Linked DNA regions of Homo sapiens: region 2 is linked to region 1. A link is a loop called in an ENCODE intact Hi-C map of the cell type or tissue named here. Cell type or tissue: A673. All regions are shown on one strand. Links, peaks and the distances in the headings refer to the core of each region. The heading gives the core; the rest is flanking DNA.

Evidence for each region. A loop is a pair of places that touch in the nucleus more often than their neighbours do. Peaks named below come from ENCODE experiments on the same cell type or tissue, not always from the same donor. Only the 100,000 strongest peaks of a DNase experiment are listed, where the experiment ranks them.
Region 2: it touches region 1 in a loop (4-fold over the local background); 63 of 110 quality-filtered maps call a loop at or near these places.

Annotation. Positions count from the first base shown.
Region 1 is chr7:90,450,271-90,460,758 of GRCh38, reverse strand. No RefSeq gene overlaps it. Among named protein-coding and RNA genes, the nearest start is that of PTTG1IP2, 14 kb to the left of the region's middle. In A673, for the core only: CTCF peaks have their summits at 4,953 and 5,159 (motif pointing left); a DNase peak (open chromatin) is centred at 5,128; H3K27ac peaks cover 701 bases.
Region 2 is chr7:90,623,997-90,634,484 of GRCh38, reverse strand. All of the region lies in intron 2 of CDK14 (cyclin dependent kinase 14), which reads right to left. It also overlaps the pseudogene TVP23CP1. Among named protein-coding and RNA genes, the nearest start is that of CDK14, 33 kb to the right of the region's middle. In A673, for the core only: a CTCF peak has its summit at 4,967 (motif pointing right); DNase peaks (open chromatin) are centred at 4,994 and 8,744; H3K4me3 peaks cover 1,228 bases; H3K27ac peaks cover 2,677 bases.

The DNA.
Region 1 (10,488 bases), core at 1,601-9,600:
TGTTTCCCGGAGTTCTGTGAGCCACTCTAGCAAATTAATTGAACCCAAAGAGGGGGTTATGAGTACTCCAACTTGAGGTCAGGCGTAGTGGCACATGCCTAAAATCCTAGCACTTTGGGAGGCTGAGGCGAGTGGATCACTTGAGGTCAGGAGTGTGAGACCAGCCTGGCCAACATGGTGAAACCCCATCTCTACTAAAAATACAAAAAAAAAAAAAATTAGAGGGGCGTGGTGGTGCCTGCCTGTAGTCCCAGCTACTCGGGAGGCTGAGGCAGAATTGCTTGAACCCAGGAGGTGGAGGTCGCAGAGCCGAGAGCATGCCACTGCTCTCCAGCCTGGGCAACAGAGCAAGACTCAGTCTCAACAAAAAACAAAAAACCTTGAAACTGGTTGGTCAGAAGTTCCAAAGGCCCGGACTTGCAACTGGTATGTGGTGGAGGAGGGAGGGTAGTGTTGGGGACTGAGCCCTCAACCTGTAGGATCTGACATTGTCTCTGGGTAGACAGTGTCCGAATTGAATTAGAGGACACTGAGCTGATGTCCGCTGCTTGGAGTGTGGAGAATAAAGCCCCACATATTTGGTCACAAAATCTTCTGTGTTGATGATCGTTGATTAGTGTTGTGAGTAGAGGAAAAAACACAGAGAAAATTTTCCCTATACACCGCCTGAGGGCACTAGATCTCACCCTACTCATCTTCCCAACAATACTGCTCCAGCAACTTTCTTCTTGCTCTTCTGCATCCCTCATTTTTCAGTCTCTATAGGATCATTCCCCACAATATATCAACATGCTGTTGTTGATCCTGTCTTTAAAAACACTTATATACCTTGTCCTAATGCCACTTCCTTAACTAGCAATCACTTCATTGTTCCCCTTGGCAGAAAATTTTTCAAGAGAATTCTTGATTATTTACTTCAATGCTCATCCAATTGTCTCTTTCTCTCTCTCTCTCTCTCTCTTTTTTTTTTTTTTTTTTTAGTTTTTTTGAGACAGAGTCCCGCTCTCTCACCCAGGCTGGAGTGCAGTGGTGGATCTCGGCTCACTGCAACCTCCACCTTCCAAGTTCAAGTGATTCTCCTGCCTCAGCCTCCTGAGTAGCTGGAACTACAGGTGTGTGCCACCACGCCCAGCTAATTTTTGTATTTAATGGAGATGGGGTTTTACCATGTTGGCCAGGCTGGTCTCGAACTCCTGACCTCAGGTGATCCACCCACCTCGGCTTCTCAGAGTTCTGGAATTACAGGCATGAGCCACCACACCTGGCCCCAACTGTCTCTTAAACCCTCTCCAATCAGACTTTTCCCCCACACTCCACCAAAATGGCTCTTGGATAAACAAAGGATCCTAAAAGTAGCAAGAGAAAAGAAACAAATGACCTACAATGGAGCTCCAATACGCTTGACAACAGACTTTTCTAAGTCGAAACTTTCTCAGTGGAAACCTTACAGGCCAGGAGAGATTGGCATGACATATTTAGTTAGTTAGTTAGTTAGTTAGTTAGTTAGTTAGTTAGTTAGTTAGTTGAGACGGAGTCTTGCTCTGTCGCCCAGACCAGAGTGCAGTGGTGCGAACTCTGCTCACTGCAAACTCCGCCTCCTGGGTTCACGCCATTCTCCTGCCTTAGCCTCCCAAGTAGCTGGGACTACAGGCGCCGGCCACCACGCCGGGCTAATTTTTTTCTGTATTTTTTTTTTTTTTTTTAGTAGAGACGGGGTTTCACCGTGTTAGTCAGGATGGTCTCGATTTCCTGACCTCGTGATCCGCCGGCCTCTGCCTCCCAAAATGCTGGGATTACAGGCGTGAGCCACCACGCCCGGCTGACATATTTAACGTACTAAAGGAAAATAACCTTTTATCCTAGAATAGTATATACAGTGAAAATATCCTTCAAACATGAAGGAGAAATAAAGACTTTCTAAGACAAACAAAAGCTGAGGGATTTCATCAATACCAGACCTGTCCTACAAGAAATGCTAAAGGGAGTAGTACTTCAATCAGAAAGAAAGGACATTAATAAGCAACACATAATCACCTGAAGATACAAAACTCACTGGTAAAATAAGAACACAGAAAAACACAGAATATCATAACACTGTAACTGTGGTGTGTAAACTACTCTTATCCCAAGTAGGAAGACTAAATGATGAACCAATAAAAAAAAAAAAAAACTGCAACACTTCAAGATATAGTCAATACAATAAGATATAAATAGAAACAACAAAAAGTTAAAAAGCAGGGGGATAAAGTTAAGGTGTAGAGATTTTATCAGTGTTCTTTTTGCTTGTTTATTTACGCAAACAGTGTAAAGTTGTTATCAGATTAAAACAAAGGGTTATAAGATAGAATTTGCAAGCCTCGTGGTAACCTCAAACCAAAAAGCATACAATGGATACACAAAAAACAAAATTGCTCTTGTCAAGGACATTAATGACCTCCATGTGCTAACCTCAGTGTAGCACATGGAGATCAAATCTCAGCCATCATCTTCCTTGACTTATTAACACCATCTGGTGCAATTTATCATACCATCTTCCTTGATATCTTTTTCACTTGGCTTCCAGTTCACCATGCTCTCTTAAATTTCCTCCTACTTCTCTGGTTGCTCCTACTCAGTCTTGTTTTTTGGATGCTCCTTTTCTCCAAGAACTGTTACTATTGGCGTGACCCCGACTGAATCCTTGATTTTCTTTTCTAAGTACATTCATTATCTTGGTAATCTCAATTAATAGCATGGCTGTAAATACCATCCACGTGCTGCTCACTCCCAAATTTATATTTTTAGCTTGAACCTCACTCCTAATATCCAGTCAAACATATCAGAATGCCTATTCAACATATGCAAATAGATGGCAACAAACATCTCAATACTTTTGAAAGTTATGATCTTTTCTTTAATCCATTTTCTTATCCTTCTTGTTTCCCAGTTTAAAACTCTTGAAGTCATCCTTGATTCCTTTAATTCTCTGAAACTCCACATATAGTTCATTAGTAAATCACCTCTACCTTCGAATTAGCAAACTTCTACCTCCTCTTCTGTTACTGCAATTGTGCCCCAACTGGTCTCCTTGCTCCCACCCTTGCCCTTCCTTCTTCTCACTGCTTATTGGTAATACAGCAGCCAGTAATTATTTTAAAATGAAAGACCTGGTAACACCTCTATTTGGAAGCTTCCATTTCACTCAGAGTAATACCCAAACTCCTTACAAAAGACTTAGCCTGAGTGACCTGACACCTCCTCCACCTTGTGCCTCTGTCATCATCTACTATTACTCTCCTCTTCTTTCATTAGGCTACAGCCTTGCTGGAATCTTTGCTGTCTCTCTGATACACCAGGCATGCTGTCACCCTAGGGCCTTTACAGTGTTTATTCCCTCTCCTGGACCACACTTTTTTCAGACAGCCCCTCGGCTACCTCTTTTACCTTCAAGTCTTTGTTCAAATGCCATCTTCTCAATGAGACCTAATCTGAATGACGTTAGAGAATATTGCAACCTGTACCTCCTCACACCAGCATCTCCAATTCCCTTGGCATGCTCTGTTGCCCTAAGGCATTGAATTGTCTCCTAAAATACTGTATAACATACTCATTATGTTATTGCTTTTTGTTTTTTTCTTTCTCCTGTCCAGTAGAATTTCAGCTCCATGAGATAGGGGTTTTTGCCTCTTTTGTTCACTGAGGTAACCTAAGCATTAGACAGTGCCTAGCACACAGTAGGTGCTCAATACATATGTTTTAGGTCAGGCACTGTGGCTCATGCCTGTAATCCCAGCACTTTGGGAGACTGAGGCAGGCGGGTCGCTTGAGTCCAGGAGTTCGAGACCAGCCTGGGCAACATGGCAAAACCCTGTCTCTACAAAAAATACATAAAAATTAGCCAGGCGTGGTGGTGGGTACCCATAGTCCCAACTGCTTGGGGGGCTGAGGAGGGAGGATTGCTTGAGCCCGGGAGGCCGAGGTTGCAGTGAGCCGAGATCACAATGCTGCACTCCAGCCTGGGTGACAGAGTGGGACCCTGTCTCAGAAAAACTAAAACTAAAACCCAACCATATGTGTCAATTGAATTTTTATCCCCAAATCATTTATCACCTTAATTCTGGTCTAATATTCCAAGTTCTTTCAGAAGTCTCTACTTGAATGTCCTTAAGACAACTCAAACTCAGTATGCCCCAAGTCAGACTCATTTTCCCCATCAAATTCGTTCTTTCCCCTGTTTTCCTAATTGGATTCATAGCATCGATAACCATCCAGTCAGCTATGGGAGACGCCACCAGGGTCATTCCGCATTTTCAGTTTTGGAACAAGTTCCTAGCCCTCTCCTAATGCTAATAAGCATTTGATATTAATACTGAGCCTTTAGCCACACATGCAAATACTATGTTTTTCATTGCTTTAGTCACTTAGTCTCTTGGGGATTACTGTCCACGGGTTTGTGTATTGGTCTGCTAGGGGTGCTATAACAAAATCCCACAGATTGGGTGGCTTTAACAACAGAAATTTATTTTTCACAAATTTACTTCTCTGGAGGCTAAAAGTCCAAGATCAAATTGCTGGCAGGGTTGGTTTCTCCTGAGGTTTCTCTCCTTGGCTCACAGAGGGCCACCTTTTTGCTGTGTCCTCACGTGGTCTTTCTTCTGTGCACATATACTCCCGTTGTCTTTTCCTCTTCCCATAAGGACACCAGTTCTATTGGGTTAGGGCCCCATTCTTGTGACTTCATTTAACCTTAATTAACTCCTCAAAGCCCTATCTCCAAATATAGCCACATTAGGGATTAGTCCATCAATAAATGAATTTTGAGAGGACAAAATTCAGTCCATAACAATTAGACACAATGCTTTTCTGTCCCTTTAAAATTATTCCTGTTTTCAAAAGTTCATTCTTTGTGCATATGCAAACTTTGTTCTTTTCTTTCTATTTTCCATCTGTTTTGAATAATCTCTATTCTTGGCTTTATCATAAACAAATGTATGCCTGCTAAAATAGCTTTTCCCAATACTCTTACTGTTTTGCATTTATCAGGTGTGGATGGAGTTAATATTTGTAAAACATTTTCTAAAAATAGAGAAAAGCAGCTAACAGAGTCAAGAACGGAACACTTCATGGCCCCAAATAACCAACTATGACTACTAATGCCATCTGTTGGCAGCAACAGAAATTGCATGTTTTTTATCTGGATAGTAGCTTTGTTCAGATCTATCACGATCTACGTGCTGAAAATTTGAAGGTAAAGAAATCCCTGTATTCTCTTCCTTTACCTTCCATATTCCTGTCTGTGACAGTAAGCAGCCCAGCAGGAAGGTTAATTGAAGAGAATTCAATGAAGGGACTAAATACAGAGGTGTGTCAAGAGTAACAATAACCAAGGACGGTGAAGCACCCAGTGACTAACAACGAAGAGAAGCTATTACCATCCCTGCAACTGAAGAGACAGAGCAGGGAATGGAAGGGCTGAAATCAGAGAGAACTGAAGGATTGCCCAAAAGAAGCTGTGGTCATAAGGTAAAGGAAACATAGTTTGGCTGAGCGAGTAGGGGGAATAAATACCCAAATCTTTCTCTTCTCCTACTATCTATTCTCCCAAAGTCAGAGGAGCAAAGAAACTCAGATAATGCAATCTGTAGGTCGACGTAGGGCAGAGAAGGATGGAGAATGAATTTGGAGGGTTAGCCAGTGTCTTGATCTGTTTTGTACTGCTATAGTGAAATACCTGAGGCTAGGTAATTTATAATGAACAGAAATTTATTTGGCTCACAGTTCTGGGGGCTAGAAAGTCCAAGGTTAAGGGCCTTCTTGCTGCATCGTCCCGTGGTAGAAGGCAGAAGGGGAAGAAAGCACACATGTGAGAGAAGAAAGGGAGCCAAACTCCTTTTTATTAGGAACCTACTCCCATGATAACTAACCGACTCCCTAGATAATGGCATTAATCCATTCATAAGGGCAGACCCCTCATGACCTAATCACCTCTTAAAGGTCCCACCTCTCAACATTGTTGCATTGGGAATTAAATTTCCAACACATAACTTTGGGGGACATGACGAAATCATAGCAGCTAGTGAATAGTTAGCATAACTTCCCTTCACAAAATGAATTGTCCTCTCTTCTATTTTATGTACAGATTGAGTTCTTAAATGTCTCATCCATGGTTGTAAGTATTCCAACACAAAAAAATGTACTTAAGAGGAACTAATAAATACATATTTTTGAATAAATAAATGAATACTCATTATTTATCTCCATGACTTAAAATTTTGCTGGAGGAAAAAATGGCAACTGTACTCTATTTTATGTTATGCCTTATGCCCAATGAATTCCATCGAAATTCAATACATTAAATTCCAATCCTGAATACAATAAATACAACAATAAAGCAAACAAGATCATTTTTCCTGATTCCTGGCTATATGTTTATATGAGAAACAAATTTAAATAATAAGAGAAAAATCCCCACAGTTTGCCTTTTAAAAATAAAATTTGAAGTATATTTTAAGAATAATAATAGCTCACTTATCTTTTCTTTCAGCGTTAAAAGTTCTTACAAAGGCTTTAAATGAAAGTGAAGAGTTATGTTTATCTTCAAAAGTAGTACTAAAGTCAACACTGAAAGCCCTTGAATGTAGTCCAACAGTTGAACTTTAATAAACAAACAGCCTGTTGAAGGCAGGCAGATTAAAAGTCTCCAGTATACTACAGTTTAATTAGCAAGTACTGTTACAGCCAGGGTCTATACCTCCTTCCCCCAGACACAGAGAAATTATGTTTATGATGACTGGTGTTCCTTTGTTCTGACCATTATAACTGTCAATCACTAAACTGTGGAAGTTGTCTGATATGACATTTAAGACAAACATACAAGTATACTCATCAACTGCAGTCTAATTACTACAGTTGGCTTAATGACAGGGTTGCATCAATTTTTTAGTAGTACTATCAGTCTTGAAATCCTAAAGCAGATAGTCTAGCAGATCTCCAAATGTCATATTCTCTTGTATATTTCCAACTTGGGGAAAGAGAGCATGATGACTCAAGATTGTTTCCTTGGTATTTTGTTGTTATGGAAAAAGGAGCATTTATAATCTATTAGACATTTTTGAGGGCACAAATAACATGAAAATGATATTTCAGTGAAAAATGTACATTTTGCTTGGTTATTATTGCTAAGTGCATTGTTCAGCAAATGTTCTGCTGTATTGAGTTTCAGGCATCACTTGAATTATATTATGGTGAGATTTGTGATTAAGGTAAGCTAACTCAAAATGACAAGCCAAGGGCTTTTAAAACCCACATTTCAATGAAATCTGGCAGCACAAAAACAGCTGCTCTAAGTCTGCTCTTCTAATATTTCAAAGGAAGAATAGCAATGGATTTCTGATACCATATGTGCCAACTGCAGAAATTCTAGAACAGCCTGAGAGACCATGGGTGAAAGGTCACCCTCTGCCTTATACAGATGGCATGTTTAATTATTAAAGAGCAATTTTAATCATTTAATCATTTCAGACCTTGAAATGAAAGGTCTTCTCGGGTATCTCGAAGCTTGTTGCAACCTAAACTCTGCTGTCAAACTTCTAGGGAGCCAGAAAGTAACATATGTGATTTCATATCCTAACTTGATTTACATTCTCACGTGAGTTGAATTTGTTTTACAGGCTGTCGAAAACATTTCTTGGAAAAAAAAAGTTGAAGGTCATGTCTTTAGCAGAGAATTTAAAGTTAAATCTAAATCCAGACTGAAGTCAGTCTTGAATTCCTCAGGAGGATGGCCCTTTCTTTCAGCAGAATTGTTTGTAGTTCTGTTGAAAATTTCATATCTAGCCTCAAAAATATTTTCAGAAATAGTCTCTATAGCTTTTTCCACTATTAAAAATAAACAACACTAGCAAGGTGTCTGGTATGTAATGTTCAATAAATGTTAGGCCCTCCTCTCCTCCCTTCACCAAATGCATGCATGCATGCATGCATTCACGTGCAAACACTGGAATTCATGTTTATGTGATTTTGCAAGAACAAGTGGAATGAAATCAAGGATAGCTCAACCATTCTTTAAAATCAAAATCCAATACAAAGTTTTGAATTCATATTTTTTAGATGAAGAAAATAATATAACTGAGCTAATAATAATAAAAAATATTGAGCAAGTGACATCAGCAACATGGCAGAATAGGACTTTCTAGTGCTTGTCCCTCCATAGAAACATCAATTAGAATAGCTACCCATGCACAAAAATACCTTCACAGGAGATGAAGGTTAACAGACAAAACTACTAAAAAATAATAATAGCTATAATTATTTCTTAAGGGATACAAATATAAAAAGATGTACATTGTGACACTAAAAACAAAATGTGGATGATGTGGGGTAAAAGTATAGAGTTTCTGTATGCAATCAAAGTTAAATTATCAGCTTAAAATAGACTGTTATAACTATAAAATATTTTATGTAAGCCTCATGGTAACAATAAAGCAAAACCCTACAGTAGATACATAAAAGACAAAAAGCAAGGAATCAGGCTGGGCATGGTGGCTCGTGCCTGTAATCCCAGCACTTTGGGAGGCCGAGGCAGGCAGATCACTTGAGGTCAGGAGTGCAAGACAAGCCTGGCCAACATGGTAAAACCCCATCTCTACTAAAAATACAAAAGTTATCCAGACATGGTAGTGCACACCTGTAATCCCAGCTACTCAGGAGGCCGAGGCAGGAGAATTGGTTGAACCTGGGAGGCAGAGGTTTCAGTGAGCCGAGATCATGCCACCGCACTCCAACCTGGGCGACAAAGCGAAACCGTGTCTCAAAAACAACAACAACAAAGGAATCAAAGTATGCCATAGAGAAAAATCACCTAATCACAAAGTAAGACAGCAAGAGACATACAAGCACCTAAATATAGAAAGCAAATATTGATAGTTGTAAAGGGAGACATAGGCAATAATACAATAATAGTAGTGGACTTCAATAACCCACTTTTGACAATGGGCAGATCATCCAGATGGAAAAAAATATGGAAACATGACTTAAACAACACTTTAGACCAAATGGACCTAATAGACATAAACAGAACATTCCATTCAAACAGCAGCAAAATACACATTCTTCTCACGTGCACATGGAACATAATCCAGGATAGATCATATGTTAGGTCACAAAACAAGACTTAACAAATGTAAGAAGACTGAAACCATATCAAGTATCTTTTCCAACCCAAATAGTATGAAACTAGAAATGAATTGCAGGAGGAATTTGAAACTTTCACAAAAACAGAGATTAAACAACATGCTCCTGAACAACTAATGGGTTAAAGATGAAATTAAAAGGGAAACCAAAATATACTTGAGACAAATGAAAAAGGACACACAACATACCAAAACTTACGTCATGAAGCAAAAACAGTTCTAAGAGGAAAGTCTGTAGTAATAAATGCCTACATCAAAAAAAGATCTCAAATAAACAGCTTAATATTATACCTCAAGGAACTAGAAAAAAAAGAAATTAAGTAGAAAGAAGGAAATAATAAAGATTGGAGCAGAAAAAACAAAATAGACACTAGAAAATCAATAGAAAAGATCAAGAAAACTTTTGAAAAAATAGCCAAAATCAACAAACCTTTAGCTAGACTTTGGAAAAAGGACTCAGAAATGAGAGAGGAGACATTACAACTGATATCACAGAAATACAATGATTATAAAAGACTGCTATGAACAATTGTATGCCACAAATAGAACAATGTAGAATAAATGGATATATTCCCAGAAACATAAAACCTACCATGGTTGAATTATGAAGAAACAGAAAATCTGAACAGATCAATAATGCGTAAGGTGACTGAATCAGTAGTCAAAAATCTCCCATCAAAGAAAAGCTCAGGACCTGATGGCTTGACTTCATAGTCTACCAAACATTTAAAGAAGAGGTAATAGCAATCTTTCTCAAATTCTTACAAAAAATTGAAAAAGAGTGAATAATTCCAAACTCATTTTATGAGCCCAGAGTTATCCTGAAACCAAAGTCAGACAAGGACACTATTAAAAAAAAAAAAAGAAAATTATAGGCCAATATTCCTGATGAACATAGATGCAAAAACCCTCATCAAAATACTAGCAAGCCAAATTCAGCAGCACATTAGAAGAATCATTCACCATGATCAAGTGGGAGTTATTCGTGGGGTGCAAGGATGGCTCAACATATGCAAATCTATAAATATGATACACAACATTAACAGAATGAAAGACAAAACCATATGATCATCTCAATAGATGGAGATAAGGCATTTGACAAAATTCAAAATTCTTTCATAATAAAAATTCTCAACAAATTAAGTATAGAAGGAATGTGCCTCAACACAACAAAGGCCATATATGACAAAACCACAGCTAACATCAAACTCAACAATGAAAAGTTGAAAGCACTTTCTCCAAGATCAGGAACAAGACAAAGATGCCCATTCTTGCCACATCTGTTCAACATAGTACTGGAAGTTTTAGCCAGAGCAAT
Region 2 (10,488 bases), core at 1,764-9,763, 170 kb before region 1:
TATGCAGCCATAAAAAATGATGAGTTCATGTCCTTTGTAGGGACATGGATGAAATTGGAAATCATTCTCAGTAAACTATCGCAAGGACAAAAAACCAAACACTGCATGTTCTCACTCATAGATGGGAATTGAACAATGAGAACACATGGACACAGGAAGGGGAACATCACACTCTGGGGACTGCTGTGGGGTGGGGGGAGGGGGGAGGGACAGCATTAGGAGATATACCTAATGCTAAATGATGAGTTAATGGGTGCAGCACCCCAACATGGCACATTTATACATATGTAACTAACCTGCACATTGTGCACATGTACCCTAAAACTTAAAGTATAATAATAATTAAAAAAAAGAAAATCATAAAAGAAACAAAAAGACTCAATTCTAATCAAACTTTCTATGCATATTAACCATAAATTTTTGATCTTCATTTTCTTTTGCTCTATAAACAGCAATTTTATACAAATATAAAGTTTTATACCTTCACAGCTACTAGTCCAAAAAAGACACGTATTCAATTAAACATCTTTTAAAATATTTTAACAAAGTACAAATATATTCACAACATAATCTGCCGACTAAAGTCTCCAACAAAGTTTACAGTACCTACAACAGAATCTATGGGTGCCTAGAATAGTTTGTAGACTGATTTAGTTTACAGTTACATCTACTGCTTTAAGAAATACCATTAATACAAATGCATGATTTACAATATACCCATCATAGAAAGAAAAAAAAAGATTTATAAAATAAAATGTCTTTTAGGCATTTATTATGCCAAGTATTTAAATGATTACTGTCATTATGACATATGAATAATGCTCTTTTAGAGACAAAAGATAGATTTTATTCGCTCAAGGAACACTGAACAGCTTGTAGGAAGCTCCAAGGTAAAATTTGTCTATCCTTACCGTAAAATAAATGGAACAGTAGCAATCTCTGTGTATTCCTTAAACATAAACTATGGTGATTCCATTTGTATTAATTGGGCCTTAAGTCAATGAATTGTTACAAATAAAAATAAACAAAATTTCAGAAACTAGTTAACACCACTGACCCAAATTTGGTTTTTAATTGTTTGCATATATCTAAGAAATTTTACCATGAGGTACATATTAAAAATTAATAATTATTTCTAACTTACGCATAAGCCAAAATGCTCACTTTTATCATGGAAGCAAAATTTACTTCTGAAAATAGTCAACATAAATAATATGTAAACATACAGAGTTTTGAGACAGACTAACATCCTCTCATGTTCTATGAATCAAAATGCAAAAGTCTCCATACTTACGTAAATGAACACATTTTCATTAATTTGGGACATATTGATATTATATGACTATGTGCATACCTATGTACACTGCAAAACAATTTTTTTTTTTTTTTGAGACAGAATCTCGCTTTGTCGCCCAGGCTGGAGCGTAGTAGCACAGTCTCGGCTTACTGCAACCTCCACCTCCCAGATTCAAGCAATTCTCCTGCCTCAGTCTCCCGAGTGGCTGAGACTACAGACTACAGGCATGTGCCACCACACCCAGCTAATTTCTGTATTTTTAGTAGAGATGGGGTTTCGTCATGTTGGCCAGGCTGGTCTCGAATTCCTGACCTCAGGTGATCCGCCCACCTCGGCTTCCCAAAGGTCTGGGATTACAGGTGTGAGCCACCGTGCCCAGCCTGTAAGACAAATTTTCACAATGTTTCTAGTGACAACATATTTTCTAGCCCCAACTACTGGAAAGAAAATAAAAAGTATAAAAACTAATTTTCCTTTTTTAAAACAAGTAAAGCTTTTAAGTGGAAAAATAGAGCCAACACTCCTCATTACAACATGGACTGGGCACTAAAAGGTTCGGTGTCAAAAATGTCTTCATTCCCCAGTATAATAAAAGATATAAGAGCATTCTCTCTAGTCTGGAAGTCAGATTATCTTTACTGTTTTGTCTTAAAAACTGCTTTCCAGGCTACAAGATAGCCATGCTGGTTAAATTCCTTCTACTGCCAACTTTATACCTGATGTAACCATATAGGTTGGCATCTTGCAGCGCCACACCCATGATAACCACTGCCAATCACTTTACTCCAAAAAAGAAGAGGGCACTAAAGGCAATTACCACCCACAGCACTGAACAGGCAATAAATCCCAACCAAAAGATCCTTGATTCAGCCTCTGAGACAGTTTTGTTATCTTGAGGGGATGCCTTCCTGGACTCCCAGTGGCTCTTCCTGGACACCCAGTGGTTCTTCTCATCTTCATCAGTATGATTCCACCAATGCAGGTCCACCATCAGTCTACCTGTGACAGTCTTCACTGCCCCCAAATCACATGGCAACAAGAGAACTGTCACCATCCACGCAGTATAGCTGCTGCTGAGCAATTCACAGAGAAGATGGATTATAACTGCATGCACTCAAAAGAGTAAACAGAAAAATTACGCTATTGGGTGTCTAATTTTTTTTTGGTCTATTGTTTTTAATCCCCTATTCTGAGAAGCATTTTTGGTCTACTAAGTTGTCTTCTCTTCTGCATTGAAGGGTGAAACACCTTCAGTGTCATCATTACTGTCCTGCTGCAACATGGCAGCCATGCACTAGTTCCTTGATCTTCATCTTAAATGGATTCACCTTCAGTGACCTTTTTCCAGTGCCATTTACCCTTGAGCTTCCTGTATCTTTCTAGCTCCAATTAATGAGCAACATTCTAGCCAGATCTAGGCAGACTAAAATCATGTGCTTGAAGGGACTTTCTGCTGCGAAACCTCGTAACCCAGTCCCCGAGGGCCTTTCTTAGTACCAACTGTGTACACTGTGCACTACTCTTTTGCCTCTGAGCTTTGTGGTCCACTCCAAACCAACTGCTGAACAAGACACAAAAGTCTCCCCAGTCTATAAGTCTTCATGGGTTTGGTTGTTAATCACTAAGAAACAGATAAACATGGAACTGTCAAAAAATCCTTACAATAGTGGCCCCTAGTCTAAGGATCTTAACTGCTTCCCAGAAAGGTAAAACATACTCTGCTTTTATTCACTCATTAATACTACCCCACCACTACCATACTTCCCCACTCTACCTCATACCTTATCATTAGCCAAATCCCTTCCTCCAAGGTGGTCTGCTCTCCCTAAATGAAAATGCAAGTGAAGCAGAACGGTGGGTCTCAGGTGGACAGTCTGCCTTTCTGAGGAGCCCTGGCTAAGAGTCACCATGTAAGCAAGGCATTTTCTACATGTCCAGTCATTCATGAAACATCTGCTGTGACTTATCACATCATGACTTACCTTATCAGTGATAATGTAGATCACCCAACAAATTCAGAAAAGTTATGTGAGCAGCTTAGAGAAATAAACCAAGACCAGAAGGCAGAAATCCTTGATTCCATGCTGCTTCCATGAGAAGGGGGGTTCTGAATCCTATCAGAGTACCACCACCTTTTGATAGTAAGTGTTTGTAATATACAGAGATGGTATGCATGCAGAGAAAGAAAAACAACATAAAGTCCAAAATGTAATATAAAAAGAAAATAAAAGAGATTAACTTTTATTGTCTTTCATATGTGTGATTTAGGTACACACACACACACACACACACACACACATACACACCCCAAGATGTAAATACTCAGAGATAACACCACCAAATGATTTAATGATGTAGTGAGATGCTTGCAACCACTTTTAATGGGTAAATTTGGATTTTAAAAAAGTAAAAAAAATTCACCTGAATATTCTCAACAATTTTTATTGGATAATTTAGAATAAGGGCTAAATTTGTATGTACACACACACATATACATAACCATCATATTTCCTACAAACGTGTATTAGTGCAGTTATATACATAATAATTCAAATACCACAAACATCACTGCTACTAAGGATGGGATTTGCCAGAATGGTAGACGTTACTTTGTAATGTTGCTAATAAGTCAAAGTACAACTTTTGAAGTACTCAGCAGCTGCATTTCTGAAAATTTCAGAATACAGTCATGTGTTGCATAATGACATTTCAGTCAACAAAAACTTCATATATAATTCTGGTCCCATAAGATTATATTATCATATTTTAACTATACCTTTCCTATGTTTAGATACACAAGTACTTACCATTGTGTTACAACTACCTACAGTAACATACTATACAGGCAGCCCAGGAACAATAGGCTATACCATATAGCTTAGGTGTGCAATAGGCTATACCATCTAGGTGTGTGTAAATATACTCTATGATGTCTGTACAACAAAAAAGCTGCCTCATGACACATTTCTCAGAATGTGCCCCCATCATTAGTGATGCATGACTGTATGTGTATTAAAACTGGACATACATAAATATAGTTGTCTTTAAATGTTAAATGGAGTTGGGTTTTTGTTTTGTTTTTTGTGGTTTTGTGTGTGGTGTTTTGTTTTGTTTTGTTTTGTTTTGTTTTGTTTTGTTTTGTTTTGTTTGAGACAGTGTCTCGTTCTGTTGCCCAGGCTGGAGTGCAGTAGCACTATCTTGGCCGCTATCTTGGCTCACTGCAACCTCTGCCTCCCAGGCTTAAGTGATTCTTGTGCCTCAGCTTCCCAAGCAGATGTGATTACAGGCGCACGCCACCACGCCTGGCTAATTTTTGTATTTTTAATAGAAATGGGGTTTCACCATGTTGGTCAGGCTGGTCTCCAACTCCCGGCCTCAAGTGATCCACCCACCTCGGCCTCCCAAAGGACTGAGATTACAGGTGTGAGCCACCGCACCCAGCCAAGTTAGGTTTTTGGTTTAGGTAATTACAAATAGGTTTTTCATCAATTGAATCTCCAACATGGACATTCAAAGATTTTGCAAAAGGCATCAAATAAGCATTCACTTAGTTAGCTGTTCTGTACACTACAGAATGTCTGGCACCCTTTAACCCCTGCCCACCAAACACCAGTAGCACACTTCATTATTTGGGACAACCAGTAGTTCCCATCAATTTCCAAAACACTCCATTAGAGGGCAGTACCACTCCTACTGAGACCCACTGAATAAAGGCATCCTAAAAGTATTGACTAGGGACAGACAGACACCAGACCCAGTGCTAGTGAGACACTAGGGACAAAGTGATTAAAAATACAGAGCAAGAGCTTAGAGCACAGTGGGGAAAGTGACATTAAACAACTGTCCAAGTAATTATGTCAATACAAAATACTATAAATGCCATGAAGGAAAGCTATAAACTGCTAATTTAGATGGTGGGGTGGCATCAGACTTGAGGAGTTTGTGAACTACTAAAATTCTTTTATTAACTTGGAGACATAAGTAGGGTTGGCAGCTGTATAATTTTGCCATGAAAGGTCATTTAAAAATATTAATAATAACTATCATTTGTAATTGCCGTAGTAGCAAGAGGCAGTAATGAAATCATCTCTGAATTTAAAAAAATATATATAAAACAAAAAAGTACTTTTAGCTTGGTGGAAAACCTCACTACATTTTTTTTAATGTCTTTGCTGCAGGCTGGTATAAGACAGCAGCATTTTGCTATCATATACTAGATCTCTACGTGGTCTCTGGACCAGAGTCATCAACATTACCTGAGAGTCTGTGAAAAATGCAAACTTTCATCTCAGACCTACTGCATCAAATCAGTCTCACTCTCTCTCTCTCTGTCTCTCTCTCTTCTTAAGGGTCAGGGTCTCACTCTGTCGCCAAGGCTGGAGTGCAGTGGTGGGTGTGATCATAACTCACTGCAGCCTGCAACATCTGGACTCAAATGATCCTCCCGCCTTGAGTCTCCTGAGTAACTGGGACTACAGGCACGCAACCCCATGCCTGTCTAAGTTGTTTTTTAAATATATATATATTTTTAGAGACAAGGTATCTCACTATGTTGCCTAGGCTGGTCTCAAACTCCTGGCCTCTACTGATCCTCCTACATCAGCCTCCCCAATCACTGGAATTACAGGCATGAGCCACTATGCCTGGCCCAAATTTCATCTTAACAAGATCCCCAGGTGATTCACATCCACACTGAAGTTTGAGAAGGACTGTGGCAGAATAGATCATATGGACCCTCAATGGCTGAAATTCAGCCATAGCCATCTACATTTAAGAATCAGTAATGGCCTTTAACACTTGGAAGTGATTGAGGAGTCCTGGAAAAATCAGGGTGAAAAATGAAACAGAAAGCAGGCAAGCTGCTATAACAAAAGTTATCTTGGGGTGGGAAGGAAAGCAAACAAGCTAGAATCCTAAAAAATCACCTTTCTGGCCAGGCACGGTGGCTCACGCCTGTAATCCCAACACTTTGGGAGGCTAAGGCAGGTAGATTACTTGAGTCCAGGAGTTCAAGACCAACTTGGGCAACACAGCAGAACCCCGTCTCTACAAAAATAAAAATAAAAATTGCCATGCATAGTGGCACACACCTGTGGTCCCAACTACTTGGGAGGCCGAAGTGGGAGGATCACTTGACCCTGGGAGGTCAAGGCCGTAGTGAGCCATGATTGCACCACTTGTACTCTGGACTAGTAGAGCAAGACCCTGTCTCAAAAAATAATAATAATTGAGAAGAAAAAAATGAAGTGCAAATCACAAACAAAAAGCATTCACAGCTTTGCAGTAGATTTTAGGAGCATAAAACTGAGTTGCACGGCTCCTATGTGGGAGAATCCCTCCAGGGATTTCGCTAAATGCTGAGTCTTGTCCTGACTGCTACTCCTACCATAAGACAAAGCAGTTTTTATCACTATTGGTCAAGAATTCAGCCTGCTGTTTAGGTGACTTCAGTAGCACCTGTTTAGGTGCTACAGTTGAATTCACGTTCTGAGATCATTAATCCCACAATTAGTTTTTCTAACAAAGGAAATCTCTCTAGAAATGTGTTAATTATGAGCAAAGACATGAGGCCAGATTCATGTCTCTTTTCTAGGCCACTTTGATGGGAAAATAATTGCCAGTATAACGCAATGCTTTTTATAGTAAGAAGAAAAGTTACAGTAAAGATCTGTGCTAGCTGGGCACAGTGGCTCATGCCTGTAATCCCAGCAGTTTGGGAGGCCAAAACACGAGGATTGCTTGAGCCCAGGAGTTTGAGTCCAGCCTGGGCAACACAGTCAGACCTCTGTCTCTACAAAAAATTTTTAAAACTTAGCCAGGTGTGGTGGCATGCGCCTGTAATCACAGCTACTTGGGAGGCTGAGGTGGGAAAATCACTTGAGCTTGGGAGGGTGACACTACAGTGAGCCATGATTGCACCACTGCACCCCAACCTGGACAAAAAAGGAGACCCTGTCAAAAAAAAAAAATCTGTGCTGACCAATAGTAGCCACTAGCCACATGTGGCTAATGAGCACCTGAAATGTGGCTAGTCTAAATTGAGATGTATAATAAAGTACACAAGCAGATTTTTAAAGCAATACAAAATAAGAGTAAAAATCTCAATAATAACTTTAATGTCCAAATTATATTTTTATATATGGGGTTTTTCAAGTATAATAAAAGTAAAGTTATCTGTTTCTTTTACTTTTCTTTTTTTGTTTTGTTTTTGTTTTTGTTTTTTGCTGTTTTTGTTTTGTTTTGTTTTTTGAGACAGGGTCTCATTCTATCACCGAGACTGGAGTGCGATGGTGCAATCAGAGCTCACTGCAGCCTCAAACTCTGGGCTCAAGTGATCGTCCCACCTCAACCTGTGGAGCAGCTAGGACTACATGACAGACACACATCACACCTGGCTAATTTTATTTTTTTGTAGAGATGAGGTTTCACTATATTGCCCAGGCTGGTCTCCAACTCCTGGGCTCAAGCCATCCTCCCACCTTAGCCTCTGAAAGACCTAGGATTATAGGCCTGAGCCACAACACCTGGCTTCTTTTACGTTTTTAACGTAACTACAAGAAAAATGTTAATGACATGAAATTTGCATTATGTATCTATTGAACAGTGCTGGTCGAGAAGCTCATTAGAATTATACATGCATCAATCTTCAGTTTAGATTATAATCTATAGATAAATTATAGAAATTACAGATAATCACAGATAATCCTAGAGAATAACTGCAGAAAACATGAATTTTGGAGGTAGCCAAACAAAAAGAGGTGCTTGGCAGTATTGATCTCTTCATTTTAACAACAGCTGAGTAAGAGAGCCCTTTCAGAAATGTCTGCCTGAGGGTCTCTAAATTTATACCCAAAGAAGAGAGAAACATCAAGTATTTAATAAAAATAGCGCTGGGGGAGGAACTGATAAAAACTGAGGTGCAATCACAGTGATGACCAGTTCTCTCACAGCCTAGGAATGTAGGGGTGGAAAAGATAAACAAATTCCACTGACAATAGCCAATAATTTCCTGGTCTAAGGCATTCAAATAACTAAACCTTCCCGCCTCTAAGTAAATGGGAAAGTAAAACCACAATCCCAATACTCGCCTCAGATCAAGAATGGTGCTACCAGTGGAAGTCACAGAAAGATTGTATTGATTTGCAGAGGTATAACTATAAATTAAAATTAACTCATAGTTCTTCTTCCATAGTACAAAGAAAAATGGAAAAGCTCCCATGGAATTAAAAAGTAGATTCAGAAATCATTGTTTAAATAGCAAGACCTCCACACACAGTGTTAAAACATCTCCAATAATGGAAAATGGTGCTGGGTCAGATTCAGTTTGGGAATAAGACTACGAGTACGAAGAAAAGCAAAGTAGCTAAAGCCATCTCCAATCTAGGCAGATTCCTCTCATTCCTGGCCGGGGGAACAATCCCATCACTTAGGAAATCTGGACCTCTGCCAGCCTGCTGCTTCTGTAGCATGCTGGGGGATGGGTGAGGAGGGTTTGGAAATGTCTGGGCAGCTGGCTTTTATCACAAAGCCTTCTCTCTTAGAAAGGCCTATAATGAATTTCCTAGACATGATATAACACAATATTTTAAGTGATTAATAGTGCAAAAATATTACATTTAAAATACTACATTTAAAAAATGAATGTCCAAGGTATAAGAGATCAATAATTACACAAATTAAATGTGATGCAAATATTAAAATAAATGTATTTTAGTGGTTTTTGAATTGCTTTCATTAGGCTTAACTTCAAAACATCTAAATAGGAGAGGAAGAAACTAACCAACTGAAAGCTTAATGTACATGGCAGGTACTACCGTAACTTATTCCACTTAAAAATAACCTTTTTTAAAGACAGAGTCTCGCTATGTTGCCCAGGCTGGAGGGCAGTGAAGCCATTGCAGCTCACTTCGGCCTTGCACTCCTGGACTCAAGCCATCCCACTGCCTCAGCCTTCTGAGTAGCTAGGACAATGGGCATGTGTCACCACGCCTGGCCAGGTTTTTTTTTATTTTTTAGAACTGGGGTCTTGTTATATTGCCCAGGCTTGTCTCAAGCAGTCCTCCTTCCTTGATCTCCCGAAGCACTGAGATTATGAGCCACTGTGCCCAGACACAATTAACTTTTAGTAGAGAATTTACTATGAGCCATTCGCCGTTTTAAGTGTTTTACACGTTTTGAAACTGTTGTGATCCTATCAACTCTATGAGCTAAGTATTATTAGCATCCTCCTGTTCGAGATGAGGAAGCTGAGGCATCGAGATGTTAAGCTTCACATAGCCAAGGAGTGTTGGAGCCTGGATATGACTGACTACAGGTTTATGACACCAAGCAGCTGGTTCCAGCATCCTGACTTATCGCCCTATAATATATGAGACTGCCTCACAGCCTTCACTCGCAGATGAGGACGCTGAAGCTCAGGGAGATTAAGCAACTGTCTGTTCATGGTAACAAAGCTACTAAGTGGTGGAGCAGAGTTTCAAATCCATATCTAATGCTAAATCCTTCTCATAAGCAGCTTCCTGTTATCACCAAACCTCTGCTCCAGTTTGTAATACTGTCAGAAATATCTCATTTTCTCCTATTCTCAGGGGATGGTTGCTAGCCACTTCTCTCTCTTTCCTCTTAGCCAAACTGCCAGTACTGCCTCCACAGTTTGAGCTGTTGGCTCTTGAGGTACCTAAAGAATACAAAATAGGATTTATGTTTCTCACTGCTATGTAAACTTAAGCATTCAGGTCCATAAATCTAGAACACAGAAACACAGAATATAGAGAACAAAATGCGTTTGTCTGAATAGAAAATTAGAAAGTGACTCATTATTTGTCATTAATGTTATGAAATAGAAGAAATAACTACCTTTTCGAAATCCACATTGCTAGGGTTTCTAGGTCACATACCTCCCCTAATCTGATGCTGAATGCAATGTCTTTAAATCCTGACCTTTTCAGGAGAAGCAGAATAAGGGGGTGAGGGTGAGAGGGCAGGAAACCTGGGTCCCAGACAAAGCTCCACTGTGAGAACAGAAGACTGTGGCCTGGGGAACAGCACTTACCTTCCCTGAGTACAATTTCCACCTCTACAAAACAGAGATGAAACTACATGTCCACTCCTTCACAGGGCTGTTTTGTTGCAAAAATTCACTGAAATATCATATGAAATTGTTTTGTAAACTATGAAGCCCTACAAAATAT